Regions from separate parts of the Mus musculus genome. Here region 2 is linked to region 1. Evidence: chromatin loops called from intact Hi-C (ENCODE). Cell type or tissue: heart. All regions are shown on one strand.

Evidence for each region. A loop is a pair of places that touch in the nucleus more often than their neighbours do. Peaks named below come from ENCODE experiments on the same cell type or tissue, not always from the same donor. Only the 100,000 strongest peaks of a DNase experiment are listed, where the experiment ranks them.
Region 2: it touches region 1 in a loop (4-fold over the local background); 4 of 42 quality-filtered maps call a loop at or near these places.

The regions. Positions count from the first base shown.
Region 1 is chr11:116,639,406-116,647,405 of GRCm38, reverse strand. Cygb (cytoglobin) reads left to right here. Exons shown (of 4, transcript NM_030206.4): 4 at 414-1,811. The coding sequence ends at 447. Among named protein-coding and RNA genes, the nearest start is that of Cygb, 11 kb to the left of the region's middle. In heart, CTCF peaks have their summits at 3,981 (motif pointing left) and 6,033 (motif pointing right); DNase peaks (open chromatin) are centred at 1,495, 2,665, 3,445, 3,915 and 5 weaker places; H3K4me3 peaks cover 1,019 bases; H3K27ac peaks cover 2,345 bases; H3K27me3 peaks cover 246 bases.
Region 2 is chr11:116,691,094-116,699,093 of GRCm38, reverse strand. St6galnac2 (ST6 (alpha-N-acetyl-neuraminyl-2,3-beta-galactosyl-1,3)-N-acetylgalactosaminide alpha-2,6-sialyltransferase 2) reads left to right here and starts at 4,434. Exons shown (of 9, transcript NM_009180.3): 1 at 4,434-4,657. The coding sequence starts at 4,536. In heart, CTCF peaks have their summits at 4,365 (motif pointing right) and 7,156 (motif pointing right); DNase peaks (open chromatin) are centred at 3,583 and 4,333; H3K4me3 peaks cover 1,455 bases; H3K27ac peaks cover 1,014 bases; H3K27me3 peaks cover 5,760 bases.

The DNA.
Region 1 (8,000 bases):
AAGACATTACCACACAGAAGCCAGGGAGCACTCGCTCTGCTGCGCCAAGCAGCACAGCCTATTTCCAGATGAACGGAAAACAAGTTCAGGCTGGCTCTCCCTGTGACATCGTAGAGTGTGTGACATCGTAGAGTGTGTGAATCGCTTCTGTCCTCAGTGGGCAAGCATATACGACGCCGGTCGCATTTTAGAGGGACAGATCCAGGCCCCTTGTGGGCCACCCAACTGGCTTGAGGTAGCACAGTGAGGTTGGAGGTAATGGGGGGTTGTGCAGCGGTGTTGGGTCTCTCAGCAGAAAGGGTCCCATCCCAAGACCCCCAAGTCACCTCTCCCGGTACCTCAGGTGTCCCATCATCCACCTTTCCCCACTGACCCCTGTAACCTGTTACCTTCATCTCCTGTCTCATCCACAGCCCACCAGCCACTCTGCCCTCTTCAGGGCCGTAAGACCCCTCCCAGCTCCCCCCTCCCTGGCAGCACTTTGGGCAGAAGGCCGACTTCTGAAGACACGCATTGACCTTCCATTTCTGGGTGCCAAGGAAGCTGGAGGAACCCCTGACTCGACTTCCCGAAAGGAGGCCTTCATCATGGCTGTGGTCCCCCCAGGCTACTGGGAGGTGGGGCTGGATCCCTGGATGCTGAATCTAGCAGAGGGGAATCCCTCTGCCTCACAGCAGGGGCACACTCTTCTTAGCTTTTTCTACTGACTGTTAGAGAGGGACCTGGCAAAGTGGCCGGTGGGAAGCGAGGACAAGCCCGTGAGTCACTTCAGAAAGGAACTATCCCTGCTTCACTCTGCCCGCCAGCATGCAGGTTCTCCTCGCCATCTCTAGAGCATCACGCACACACATCTACCATATACACAGATATATTCTATATACTATCTATATATAAATATATATAACACACACGTACATATCTATCGAGTGCGCCTGCAGGCCCAGAAGCCTAGGTCTTGCCCAGCCGTGGGAGGCCAGAAGAGTCCTGGCCATCTTTCTGGGCAGCTCTACCGGGAGCAGGGTGAAAGCTGGCAACAGCACAAGAGGAGGGGCCAGGTGGGAGAGTTGGGGTGAGTCAGCTTGCTCCTACAGCTCAGTGCCCTGCATTCCTGCCCTACCCCCACAAAACAAGAGAATCCCAGAGCTTGGGAGGCGGAGGAAGGACAATCGTTGCGTCTGAGGTCAGGTGGTCATCTACCTGGTCTCCACGGTGGTGAGTTTCAGGCTAGCTGGGGCTACACAGGAAGACCTCGGGTCAAACGGAAGAAAAAAAAAAAACATAAAGATCTGGCTCCCCTCTCCTCTCCTCCCCTCCCCTCCCCTCCCCAAGGGTTTGCCTGACTGGCTTGTCCTGGAAAGGGCAAGGATCAGGGCACACACCAAGAGTTCAGGAGATCCCAATGGGATGTTGGCCAGTGTATGTGTCCGGTATATGGGGGTGGGGGTGAGGGGCAGCCTCAGTGTGGAGCCCTAGAATGTCAGCCTCACCTGCTCACTTCAGACAGCAGCCAGGCCACAGGACGGGGGCTGTCCTCACACCCCTCAGCAGACCAGGGCCTCTCTCTCCTGCCCTCCTCTGGGGCCACCTGCTCACCCTCTCCACATAGTCTCCTTAACATTGCTGGGAACCCCGTGTGTACCCCTTGGTCACGTGTACTGTCCTGGAAGATGTCTTACTGCTGTGGCTACCGTGCCTGCGTCCCCTCTGGTCCCACCCTCGCACAGCCTTCCTGTAACTGCCTGTCTTTTGTAGTTTCTGATGTTTGTAACCAGATCCAGCTGTGTCATTAAACCAGGTCTGTTCTTCCTGTCTCTGGCCTCTGCTTGATCTTTTCCTCCTGGACCTGCCGTCACCCCTCTCTCCCCTCAGCAGTTCTAGCTAAGGGTGGTTTCATTGAAAACAGTTCCATTGAGGGAACCCCTTCCCTTGTGCTGGCTCTAGCTGCTCCTGGGTGGGGCACTCTGAGTTGGACTGTCGATTGCTCAGAGGCTAAGAAAAAAAGGGCAGAAGTTGGATTTTATAGGAGCAAGGGATGGGTCTGTCTTACTAAAACTTCAGAGAAGCTAGGACTATCTGGTTTAGAGCTTTCTTGGGAGGTTGAGGCGGGGTGGGGGTGGGGGTGGGGGTAAGTCACAAGTTTAAAGCCAGCCTGAGCCACTTAGTAAGTCCTTATCTCAAAATAAAAAATAAAGAAAGCTGAGGGTCCAGCTCAGGGCAAGAACATTGGCCTGGCCATACCCAGGCCCTAGGTTTAATCTCCAGAAATAAATAAATAAATAAATAGATAAATAAATAAATCAGTGCCTTTTGGATTTTGTCCAGGAAATCTGGCAAGGACAGGGTCAGTGTGGGATAAAGGGAGTGTTGTCAGAGCTGGGCTTGGTAGCACACATGTGTCATCTGAGCACCCACCAGACGGGGAATGGAGGATTACAAGTCAGAGGACAGCCTGGGCTACATGATAAGCCCCTGCCTCAAAAAGGGGTGGGGTGGGAGTACTGTCCAGCTGTCCATGCAGACGGGCCCTGGTCGTGTACACTAGTGACATAGCCAAAAATTAAACCTCAACCTTCTAGGCCTGCGCACAGACATTTCACTCGAGATGCTGAATAGGCCCCGATGCTTCCGGGATCAGCCCTTGGGTACAGCAGAAAAGGAGCCCTGCTGGAATTAACCTTCAACCCTAAGCTCTCAGCCCAGAAACTCTTCCCAAGCCCCGCTGAGCAAGGCCTGTCCATCCCCCCATAGCAATGGTCACAACAGCAGCATCAAGTCTCTGAGGAGAAACCAAGGAGGTCACCATAGGGAGGGGTACAGGAGAACCGGAAACCGCTTCTGCCCCTTGGGAGGGCTTCAGGCTGTCTGAGAGGACTCAGCTAACAAGGGGAAAAGTCTTGTCTCCCAGTTCCTGCACTTGAATGTAGGCCGCTCCTCTCTTCATCTCCTGGGCGCCTGGCACAGCAGAGAACTCGCTGGAAATCCAAAGAATAAATAAATAGCAGTCTTAGAAAGCAACACAAACACACGGGCCAAGAGTGAGCCGGGAACCGGAGGAGGATGCAGGGTGCTGAGAGGGCAGCGCAGGCCAGGCCTTTCCAGAGAGAGAGCATGCCAGACTGGTGGCCTCCGAGTTCACACTCAGTCGGCGGCGCTGCTGTGTGACTCTGGGCAAGAGAGCAAATCTTTCAGAGCTTCCATTTGAAAATAGGAAGCCCGGTGTGGTGATGCTCCCAACACTGGAGAGGCCGAGGAAGAAGGACTACAAAGCAAGACACAATGTTAATTCCTTTAAGCAAAAGTCGGCCTTGCAAGACAGTGGGAGGAGCATGGGGGCGGGGTGCAAGAAAGGTGTTCGGAACGGGGCGGGCTGGCCAGACTCTGAGAACCAGGAGAGCCGAGGACAAACTGAGCCGCTGAGCAGGAATCCCGTGAGAGACACTGGGAGGAGATGGAGAAGGGTGGGGGGTGTACCATGGCAACAAGAAAAGGCCGGGAGCCTCTGAGCCTCCTGATCCCTGAGGTCCAGCCAGAGCTGGTTGGTGGAGTGTCAGCAGGTCAAGATAGAGCGTCATCTCCGAAAAGGCCTCCCCACACAAGTCTTGAGAATGGCGTGGGTGGAAATCTGGAGCTATCCTGGAACCTGCTATTGAGAACTCTCCCTGATCCCTACCTTCTAGAGAGGACGTGCACCATCACCCCCCACGGACCGGGGATGCTGAAGGAATAGGGGGGGGGGGGTGCAGGCGACTCCTGGTTTTAGGCCTGTGCAGGGACGATGCCTGGGCTTTTGTCCTGTGTTCTACAAGTAGTCAGCCTTCTTAGTGAGAGGCAGAGCAACTGGGTCAGCTCCCCCTGGCGAGATCAAGCTGAGAGCCACGGGGGGTGTGGGCATCGAGCGAGCGGGGAGCATCACAAGGAGACTGCCACCTCTTCCCTGACAAAGAGGCCCCCAGTACAGCTCCACAGCGACCCCTGCTGGCACTATCCAGGAACTTCATCCAAGAAAGCATCCATCTCTAGCCCGCCAGCTTCCTGGCTCCACATTACACCATAAGGGAGGCAGCCTTACTGGGACCTGAGATGATGCAGACTCCAAGAGCTTTCCTCAAGCACAGGAATCTCAACACAATGCAATAAAAAGCAGAAGATGCAGAAAAAACAAAAACAAACAAACAAACAAACAAAAAAGGGCTGTGGTGACCCTTGCTTAGAAACGCAGGCAGATCCCTGGGGCTTGCTGACCAGCCTTGCTTAACTGATGAGCCCCAGGTCCCTGGAGGAAGACTGTGTCTCATAACAGAAGTGGGTGACTCCAGAGAGACTATATCTGAGGTTGCCCTCTGTCCTATACACAACAAAAGAAATGAGAGAAGCTGGGGAGAGGGGATGGCGAGGGTGGGGGAGAACACGGAAGCCTATGCAGCACTCGGGGAGGCTGACAAAAGGGGACCACTTTAAACGCAAAAGCAGCCTAGGCTACAGTAAGACCCTGTCTCAAAAAACCAAACAGGAAACTTTGCAGTTGGCTTTTGTCAACTTGACACAAGCTGGAGTCATCTGGGGAGAGCCTGTGGGCAAGCCTGGGTGACATTTTCATGATTAGGGATTGGTGTGGAAGGACCCCGCCCACTGTGAGCAGTGCCATCCGCCTTCAGTCCCAGCTCTTGGGAGGCAGAGGCAGGTGGATTTCTGAGTTCAAGGCCAGCCTGTTCTACAGAGTGAGCTCTAAGACAGACAGGGCTACACAGAGAGACTCTCTATCAAAACAAAACAAAGAAAAAGCAATGAGAAGAAAGCAGACTGAGTAAGCCATGAGGAGCCAGCCAGGAAGCAGCACACTCCACGACCTCTGCATCAGCTCCTGCCTCCAGGTTCCTGCCTTGACTTCCCTTTATTGAACTGTTGGTAGCTTTAATTTTTTTAAATATTTATTTTATTTATTTTATGTATATCAGTATACTTTAGCTGTACTGATGGTTGTGAGCCATCATGTGGTTGCTGGAATTTGAACTCAGGACCTTCAGAAGAACAGTCAGTGCTCTTAACTGCTGAGCCATCTCACCAGCCCTTGATTTCCGTTTATGAAGGATTGAAATAAACCCTTTCCTCCCCAGGTTGATTTGGTCATGATGTTTATCAGAGCAATAGAAAGTCAACTATGGCAGGCGGCCTCACCTTAGGGGCTGGCCAACATAAATAATCCAATGCTGTTCTCCATTGGCACGTTGCCTGTAAACAAGAGGGGATCTGCTGTGCCCCAGGCCTGCCCAGGGCAGGGAGAGTAGAAGTTCTGCTGGGCCTTAACCAAGGTGCCCAGTTTGATGCAACCAGGTCAAAGGGCAGTTTAGGAAGACAGCAACAACAGACTTCAGGCCTGCCTGTGTGGCTTTGGCTTCATGCTCTTCCAGCAGCCTGGGAAGGTGACCTGTGCCTGTTTCACCAACAGCTTCAAGGAGGCCCAGGAGCTCAGCTGGCAACACCTATGGCTGCCACCTTCAGACCTTGCCAAGAACTGAGAGTGGTGCCCAGCAACCTGGCCCATATGCTGGCCTCTCTGCCAGGGCCTCCGTACAGCTGTCCAGCAGAGCCCATATTTCTCTGTTTTCAAGGAAAGGACAGTCTAACACCTCACTCTTCCTCGGTACCCCAATCTCAGTACATCCACTCTGCCCACGTTTAGATGCCACTAAAGTGCATTTTTAGAAAGAGCAGGAGGAAGGAAGAAAGGAAGGAAAGAAGGGAGGGAGGGAGGAAGGGAAGGAGAGAGGAAGGAAGGAAGGAAGGAAGGAAGGAAGGAAGGAAGGAAGGAAGGAAGGGAGAGAGAGAGGGAGGGAGGAAGGGAGGAAGGCAGGAAGGCAGGAAGGCAGGAAGGAAGGAAAAAAGAAAAAGAAAGTGAGAGAGAGAGAGACCTGCATAAGTGTTTGTTTTCTTCTTGGAGACACAACAGCTTTGCAAAGTCATTAAGACCAACAACCAAACATGGTACCTCCTGTTGTCCATGTCCCATGCAGGGCCCGAGGAGGCCAAAAGAGGGCGCTAGATACCCTGGAACTGGAGTACAGACAGGGGTGAGTAGCGGGAACCAAACTGGTTCTTTGCAAGAACAGCAAGTGCTCTTAACCACTGAACCATTTCTCCAGTCCCAGGTGAGGGGCTTTTGTGGCCTGGAATCAAGCCCGTGGTCTCCTCAGTCACAGAGACCCTTACCTGACCGATCCCACTGGAGTCCTCATTCTTCACAGTTTGATTCTCTTCAGCCTCAGCTCTCTCCCCACCACAGGGCAACAACCCCTGACCCATCTTCTCACCAATGGAGGTGGTGCTGTTTCTCTCAGGCTGCTCTGACCTCCCTTCCAGAACCTTCCTTCACAGCCTTTCTGTGAAAGTACGTTCTTTGGGTGTTTCGAGAACAAGCCTGGCTGAGTACTGTGGTGGCCATACCTTGGGAGACTTGAGGGGATGAGCTCACCCCTCAAGACCCTTGGTCCTAATGCCTCACCTTTGACACTTGGGGCTTGCTGCTGCAAGGTCATGTGACCAGATTCCCAAACACATGGCAGAGAAGGCCGATGTTTAGACAGAGGGTTAGCAATGGAGATGGTAAGAGACAGAGACAGCACATCCAAGAACGGTTTTCTTTGTCTTTTTAATATTTATTTATTTATTTGAGACAGGATCTCACTGTGTCTTCACTGGTCCAGGTTGGTCTTCAACTTTCAGCCCTTCTCCCTCAGCCTCTGAAATGATAAGATCATACAGACCCTCCATGACATTCAGCTTTGAGATTAAATTTTGAGGCTGATTTAACATGTTTCCTGATGTGGGGTGGGGGTGGGGGTGACAGAGGAGAGCAGAGGTGACTTCGGGCTTATCATTTCCAAGGGAAATAGCCAAATAGCCATCAAGAGCGGGTCTGCGCATGAGTTCCGTGCAGTTGGATCCTTCATCCCAACACAAGCATCTCAGAGGTGCAAAGGCTGGGATTTCAGCTCAGGACCGGATGGGATCAACGAGGAGACCAGAGGAAACCATGTCCTCTTCTGGGAGGGGGGGAGGAGGGAGAAGGAGGACCAGGGAGAGGGCAGAGGCCCTGAAGCTGTGTTAGAGCTTAGCATCTACTGCTTTGCAGACAGATGGCGGGGTGGGGACCTTAAGCCCTGACAAGGCTGCCTTGGAAGAAAGCCTTCGTGGGGGTGGGGGGCAACGGTGGTGAGAGTACAGAAGAGATGAGCCCAAGAATACATGGATGGTGTCAGGGGGCAGTCTGCACCAATAAGAAGCCTTGGTCTGCACCAATGAGAGCCTTGGTCTGCACCAATGAGAGCCTTGTCAAGAAAGGGTGGAGAAGAATCAGATGGAAAGAGGGCAAGGGGCGTCCATAGGAAAACAAGAGGAGTGCCCTGCCCATGTGGGCACTGATCAAATGTGCTAAGCACTGGGATATATGTCTTACCATCTGGGGATCTAGGGAGCCCAAGATCAGGGGACCAGCATGTTTGCTGTGTGTGCAGTGGGAACACTTTCTAGTTCATGGATGCTCCTTCCCTGTGACCCTGATCCGCCTGCCTTCATCTTCCCAAGTTCTTCCATTGCAGGCGTGCACCACCATCCCGGGTTTCAGGGGCTCTTTCATAAAGGCCCCGATCTGCCCATCATGATGGCTCACACCATAATTCCTACAATTTGGTAGACTTGGGTGAGAGGATTACCACAGGTTCCAGGCCAGCTTGGGCTACCTAGTGAGTTCTAGGACAGTCTGGGCTATATAGCAAAATGCTATGCCTTAGCTAGGGTTACATTGCTGTGAAGAGACACCATGACCAAAGCAACTCTTATAAGGACAATATTTAATTGAGGCTGACTTACAAGTTCAGAGATTCAGTCCCTTATCATCATGGCAGGAAGCAAGGTAGCATCCAGGAAGGCCTGGTGCTGTAGGAGCCAAGAGTTCTCTATCTTCATCAAACAGAAGCCGGGAGCAGACTGTTTTCAGACAGCTA
Region 2 (8,000 bases), 52 kb before region 1:
ACAGTGTACTCCTATACAGAAAATAAATAAAAATCTAAAAAAAAAAAAAAAAAAAGAAAGAGAGAGACAGACAGACAGACAAAGAGAAACACGGAAAACCTAAACCGTAACACCTGCCTGCCTATCATTTCTTTGCTTACAGGGAGATAAATCAGCCTCAACTCTCCACTCCAATGCTTCAACTTTGTTGTGAAGGAAAGAGAAGCTTGCATTATGCCTCGAGGCTAGTGACTGGGGACAGAGTGCCAGCCATTGAGATAAAAGGCAGGCAGAAGGGCTTGTGGGAAAGCCGGGTCAGTCCTAAAGCAGCTCAGGTGGGGCCGGAGAGATGGCTCAGTGGCTAAAAGCACTGGCTGCCTTCCCAGAGGACCAGAGTTTGACTTTCTGAAAGCACACTGCAGCCCACACCAGTCGTAACTCCAGTCTCAGGGGATCCGACACTCTTTTCTGACCTCTGCAGGCTCCAGGCATGCATTTGGTCCACAGATAACATAGAGGCAAGGAAATATCCATACACATAAAATAAAAAGATAATTAAGAGGTGCAGTGGGGCGCACACCTTTAATCCCAGTACCAGGAGGCAAAGGCTGGTAGATCTCTTGAGTTTGAAGCCAGCATGGTCCACAGAGTGAGTTCCAGGACAGCCAGGGCCACACAGAGAGACCTTGTCTCAGAAACCATTGCAGCAGCAGCAGCAGGTCTTCAGAGCGCCCCTTTGAAGCTAAGCAGATGTGCAGCTGATGGGACATAGATAGAGACAGGCAGACTCCATGGCCAACAAAGCGCTGTCTGGCAACATCAAAAGAGGAGAGCATTCCAGGCAGAGATTGTGAGGATCTCAGAGTTGAATTCACGGGCAGGTGTGTCTGGATGACACCCAGAGAACACCGGATCCACTGGTAACAGAGGCTCAGCCACGGTGACACTGCGGCCACGGAAGACAGCTTCAGAGACAAGAGGACAGGGAACAGACTGGGAAGAAACAGGGTCGCTAAGCTAAGAAGAGCCAGCCGAACAGTGTGCTGTCTGCCTTTTAGCTTCTGAGGACGAGACATCGCTTGAGGATGTTGTCGTTATCATCACATTTCGTGTATGTGGACATGTGTGTACATCTATACAATGCCATGACGTAGACTGTGGGGTGGCTGGGAGTTGGTTCTCTCCTTCCACTCTGTGCGTCACAGGATTTGAACTAGGGTCGTGAGACTCGACACCTTTACCCACTGAGCCGGCTCAGTGGCCCTGCACTTTATGAACTGGGGTCAGGACTCCACCGGGGTTGTGTGGAGGGAGTGGCTGCTAAAGCAAAACCTGAGTCTCTGGAGGACACACAGCAGGGGCGGGGTGGGGTTAGGAGGCTGGATTTCAGAGCCTGGAGGATTTCAGAGCTGGATTTCAGGCCACAGGTGTGAGCAGGAACCAGTGGGAAGACAGTTCTTAACCATTAGTCACACCTCTGAGGACAGACACATCCGCCCTTTTGTTCCAAAGTTGCCTAGTCAGTAAACAACCTAGGAGGATGAAGATGGCGCCTTCCTCTGGAGCAGGGGCACATTTTGGCCCGTTGAGGGGAGGGTAATAAGGCTCTCTCTGTCCAGCAAATGCACGTGTGCTCACAGCTGGCAGGTCATTCAGTATCACGCGTCCCTCTGTGCAGAGTTCTTGGTCTGTGCTGCAGGCTCCTTCACCTCTCTGCCTTATCCCGTTGGGCTTGCAGGCTCCTTCGCCTCTCTGCCTTATCCCGTTGGGCTTGCAGGCTCAGAGACCCAGCATGAGGAGGCCAATGCTGCCTATTTTGTAAATGACACTCTCATCCAGGAGTCTTGTCTTCTTGACCTGAGTCTTGAACCTGTGCCTGGCTAACCTGTCACCTGACCAGAGGGAAACATCTCAGTAGTGAGGGGCATGCAAGTTAAAACAGGTTTGCGCTTTCGTTTCTGAGACAGGGTCTCACTATGTAGCCCTGGCTGTCTTGGAACTCACTATGTAGACCAGACTGGCCTCTAGCTCTCAGAGATCTGCAGGTCTCTGCCTTCCAGCACTGAGATTAAAGGTGTGTGCCACTGTACCCGGGCTTTGTGGTCTTTATTTGATTGCTGTTTGACACAGGGTGTCTTAGTGTCATGTCTTTGCTAGGATAAAGTACCCTGAATAAGACCAAGGAAAAAACCTGGCTTCCAATCCAGGTTGCAGTACAGGACTGAAGGGAGCCAAGGAACCCGAAGCAGCTAATCTGAGACATTAACTCATGTGGACCAAGTCAAGGTCAGGCCGGGCTACAGAGCAAGTACCAGGCAAGCCAGGGCTACCTGTGTAGCCCTTGCCTCAAAAAAAGAAAGAAAAGAAAAAGGAAAAAAAAGCCAACCTGGATCTAGGCAAGCTCTGCTCCAGACTGATCCCATTAACAGTTAACAGTAACCACTGGGTGGAGTCTCACGTATCCCAGGCTGGCCTTGAATACTCTTAAGTAGGCAAGGATGTCCTTGAACTTCTAATCCTCTTGCCTTTCCCTGTACAGATGTATGCTACCATAACTGTGGTACTGGGGGTTGACATAGAGCTTTATGAGTTCGAGGGATGCATGCTACCAACTGAGCTAAATCCCCAGCCCGATGCTCACTCCTGTTGAAAGAATGGCAGAGACAAGAGAGAACTTGGCAGGATGTTCCAGAGTCACTAGGAAGCAGAACCGGAGCGGAAGCCAACCAAGACTTGGGCAATGGCTGGCGAGAAGTGAGCGGAGCTGGGTTTCTGGTGGTTCGGTTCTGTTTTGAAATGAGTGGGCACGTGGGGGCAGGGAGTGCTGCAGCGCAGATCCAAGCATGAATCTGTGTAGAACTTTGGTTGGGTGGAAAGCCAAGCCCGCAAGTGGATTTGTGCTGCTGCTGAGACAGCAGCACAAATTATGACCTGGAGAGCATAAGCTCCTGAGAAACCTGAGGTGTCAGGACAGACTGGATGGGAGGAGTGAGGATGCTTTGGTCCAGGAAGTGTTGCTATGGGACACTGTAAAAAAAAAAAAAACATAGACCTACATCATTAACATGGATGGGGGGCAACTCCCACGGAGGAGGAGAGAGCGAGCATCCCCAGGAAGGGAAGAAACTGTACAGGGTTAAGTAACAGCAATTTTGACAAAGGAAGAGCGCAAAGATTGAAAGGAAAAACTGGAAATCAGGGGCCATCAAAATGGCTCAGCAGATAAAGCCCAAGGTCCCGAGTTCAATTCCTGGGACAAACTTGGTAGAAGGAGAGAACGAGATCTTCTACAAATTACGTGTGCCTGCACATCAACAAGTGTATGGACATGGAGAATAAAACAAAACGTGAAAGCACAAATTCTTAGCTGTGGCCATTAGCACCACGACACTTTCAGCTCGGGAACAAAGGGCAGGATTGATTTGATTGGCTACACTCCAGGGACTCCGTCCTGGCCCACACAAGACTGGGTCGCAGACTGAAGAAGCTGCTCTTATCCACAGACCCAGGGTCTGACACTGGGCAGATACCAATTCGTGAACCCCAATTTTCTCAGCTATCAGACCAGATTAAAGCTTGGGGAGCCGAGGTCCACTCTCCCAGACTATACTGAAGAACACACCACCGATGGCTCACAGACAGAAAGGGCTCTGCTTCCAAAGAGCAGGCCAGTTTCCCCAGCCCCGGGCGATGTTGATGCTCCACCTCTCCCAGTCTCTCCGCCTCTCAGGCCAAGTCTGAGCAGCGCATGGAGAGGCCTGGCTTTTCTGCGTGTTGCCAAACAGAGAGGTAACAACCATCACCGCGGGCTCCCTGCGTGACGTCCTCCATCTCAATGGGTAGTCACCAAATAAACAGATGACAACCTAAGCCCCTTAGTGCACCCCACGGCCGGCGGCTCCCTACCTGAACCCTCCACCTTTAACCCCAAATCCAAGCTAAGGGGTTTCCTTCCATTATTTGAATATACTCTTCTGCAAGTACATAAGGTACAAGAGCCTTAACCCATCAAGTCCTCGGTCCTTGTGAGGGAGCCGGCCAGATTGTTTCACAGCTGCCAGCCACCGGCTTCTGGTCCAGAAACCTGGGGTGGACATCCCTAAGCGCACAGTGCTCAATCAGGGCAGCAGACAGCCTTGTCTCCTCGTGCCCTTCCCACCCTTCACTGCACATGCTTGCCCTGGACGGTGAGAACCGTACATCCCTGCCCGACTCTGGAATAGGTACATCCGGGGTGTGGCTCTCGTTGGAGAGCAGCCTCAGGGGTAGCCGCCATCGAAGTCCCCCGGGGACAGCCCTGGAACAGCGCTCGCGGCTCCAGCCATCCGCAGCTGCACGACGGCCTTAGAGACGCTCAGTCTCTGGAGTTGCTGCGACCTAAGGCCTGGCGAGGACACAGGGGGGAGCTGCAGGACCCGGAGGCGCGCGGCAGCCCGCCCTGGGCAGGGCGGGGCAGAGCAGGGCCGCCGCCTCCGCGGGTCCCACTGGGACGGTCCTCTCCGGCCGGGGGCTCGGTGAGCAGGGCGGCAGACGGGGCGCACCCCGGCCAGGCTCACATGGACCTCCCGCGCCGCTGGCTCTTTCGGATGTTGTTGCTCGTTGCCACCAGCTCTGGGATCCTCCTCATGCTGTACTCCTCGGCGGGGCAGCAGTCCCCTGAGACCCAGGTTCCCGCCAGGTAAGCGCTGCGGGGCGCTGCGCCCAGGGCGCGGGGAGGGCGTGCGCTCCCAGCTCTCCGGACGCCCGCGGACACCCTGGAGCGACTCGAAGCGGCGACGCGCCTTTTGCCGCCTTAATCTCAGGCTGCCTCCCGGACCCTGGGGCCTTTGCTCGGTCCGGAGCACGCTGGCGACCCTGGCGTTTTTGGTGAATTCCGTCCAGGCCTAATTGGGAAGCTCCCTGTTGCCACTTTCTTCCTGGATCCACTTTTAGGGTGGGGACTCAAGTCCCCTGTTTTTCAACTTTGTCCTTCTCTTCAGGTGGCCAGTCTCCTACTGCTTGGCTCACTCCTCACTCTGGACTCTGAGCTCAGGCCTACCTGCACCTGGCTCCCTTTTACCTGGATCTATTATTTGTTTGAGTAGTTAGCTTGATAAGCTCCATCTGGGCATGGCCCTGGGGAAATGCAAACTCCGTCTGGAAACACACAGAACTTGTTTTGAGCCTCCACCTGGCTCACTGAAGGAGCCTCGAGAGGGTTTAGCTTTATTTCGGGGAGGTGACCTAAGCCATACCTAGAATCTGGGCTTGGGCGAGGGGGTCCGGAAAAACGCACAGCGCAGCACGCAGCTTCTGCACACTCCTGAGCAAGCCTTGATGGGATGAGAACAAGTGGGTATCTAGTGTCTGGCTGAAGGACACACATCAGTCGCAAAATAACAAACCACTGAGTCTGGTCCCCTTAGCTGGCAGCGCTGAGGCTGGCAACATCCTAGAAAGGGCCTAACATGACTTCACACGGGAGGTCGGTTACAGTTGGATCACACCTCATCAGAGCTTTTCCTTTTTAAACAATATCGCTATTATTTCTTTTATTTTTGAGGTCATAAGTACTTGGTAGCCCCTTTTCTTTTCCTCCCTCTGAAGTCTCCTATATACTCCTCCTTGATGTTTCAAATTGCTGGCCCCCTTTTAAATTTTTAATTGTTGTTACATGCATATGTATATATGTACATATATGTATATACACACATATATAATGCATATATGTATATGTGAATACATAATATATACACATATACATACACACACATATATGTATGTATGTGTGTATATATATGTGTGTGTATATATATATATATATATATATACATATATATTCCTAAATATAGCCTGCTCAGTCTGTATAATGTAGTTTGTACATATGCTTTCAGGGCTGACCACTTGGTATTGGATAGCCAGCTGGCGTGCCCTCTCCTGTGGAAGACTGCCTCTGCCGCTCTCAGTGTTCTGAAGTTGACTGTAGTTCTTTGTGAAAGGGGTAAAAGCCCCAAGGTGTCTCCCTAGTGCATCTGGCAAAACCTTTTTCCTTCTCAGGAGAACTTTCTTCCTTTCAAAATCTGATTTGAGGGCTGGGGATATAGTTCAGTTGGTAGAGTGTTTGCCTTCCATGGATGAAGTCTTGGGGTTTGGTACCCAGTACTAAAACTAAGACAACAACCCCTGACAACATCTGCTAGGAACTGAAAGCCTGTCCTTTTCCTTGTTTTTGCTGGGGTTTGCTACAGTACAGTAAAACCTGGGTGTGAGGGAGGAAGGGGCAGGTTAGGGTTCAACCTGGCTGTAGGAGGAGGGTAGGTAGTCCAGCAAGGTAAGTGGCTTTCTGAGTATGGCCAGAAGATGAGCATCCTTGTGATCAGGGCCAAGTGACAGTCAGGTAGGAGAGAGGCTGGGCCTGCAGTGTCCAAGGGGGCTCTCACTGCATCTTAGGGGGGATCTAGCCATCTATTCACAGAGAATTCTCCGATCTGGGAACTTTTTAAAATTTTTGTAGCCAATGTTTTAAAATTAAATTTGTTCTTTGAAGTTTTCATATGTCACCAGGGCAGTGGTGGCGCACGCCTTTAATCACAGCACCCAGAAGGCAGAGGCAGGTGGATCTCTGAGTTCCAGGCCAATCTGGTGTACAGAGTGAGTTCCAGGACAGCCACCGCTACACAGAGAAACCTAGTCTTGAAAAACCAGGAAATAAAAAAAAAGAAAGACAATTCTATCCTTGAATATAACGTAATCTAATCACTCTTTCCCCTCCTCCTCCCGCTCTTAGGTCCCACTCATCCCCACCACTGTCACGCAGACGAATGAACACATTCACACACAGCGCACATAGACACACACACTCTATGCTTATTTTAAAAATTAAGTTAAATATATGTGGGTTTACTTTGTTTCTTCATTGTGAGACAGTACGTAGCTCATAAAACTCAAACTGGCCTCAGACCTGCTATGTAGCAGAGGGTGGCCTTGAACTCGTGATCCTCCAGCTTCTGCCTCTAGAGTGCTAGAATTACAGCGTGCTGCCATACCTAATGAGCACCCTTAGCTTTATGAAAACATGCGTTTTTTTTTTTTTAACTTTTTTTTTAGAGATGTTCTTTTTTTTTTTTTAAACTCTTTTTTATTTATTTATTTATTATATGTAAGTACACTGTAGCTGTCTTCAGACACTCCAGAAGAGGGCGCCAGATCTCATTATAGATGGTTGTGAGCCACCATGTGGTTGCTGGGATTTGAACTCTGGACCTTCGGAAGAGCAGTCGGGTGCTCTTACCCACTGAGCCATCTCACCAGCCCGAAAACATGAATTTTTGTGCTTATTTCTAAGGCTGCAAAGTCTTCATAGAGGCGTATGGGTGCCGACCTCCCTTTAAGGAGCCCTAGGTAGCAGGAAGAATTTGGATTCCTGAGAGAGGGCCATGAAACCACCAAAGCCAGGGAAGTTGGAAAGTACCGTTAGGCCTTGGGTGAGGGACATCAGGGTTCAGGAGAGTCCCCACTATCAATAGCCCATGGCAGTCACTCTTGTCCTAAGTCTGGCAGTTTCTCTTTGGGGGTCACAGGCCTGTTGCCTGACAGTTACTACAGAGTAGGGATAGGGCAGAGAGGCGAGCTGGGAATCTATCAGACCAGTGTGGATGTTTGTCATGCTCCTTCCAAGTAGCACAGGCTGAACAGGGTCTCAGCTCCTTAGAGGAGGGCGGAGCTATAGGATTATAGGGGTGGACATCTGGCTAGTCGAGGGGGCAGGGAGGAGCAGGGCAGGATCATCCCGTGTCCCTTCAAGATCTTACTAGAGACCTGGGAAACAACGGAAGGGAAGCGCAGGTCACAAGCGCCACACTGGCTCAGCCAGCTCAAGACGCACAGGAGACCTTTGTTTCCCAGGCAAACCTGCAGGTCCAAAGTCCTCCCGTGACCCCTGCCTCCCAGATGCCGCTGGGGTAATAAAGGAGAGGCGCATCTGGCCACCGTCCTCTGAACAGGCTTCCTCCGCTCCCTCCCTCTGCCCTGTGGCATCACAG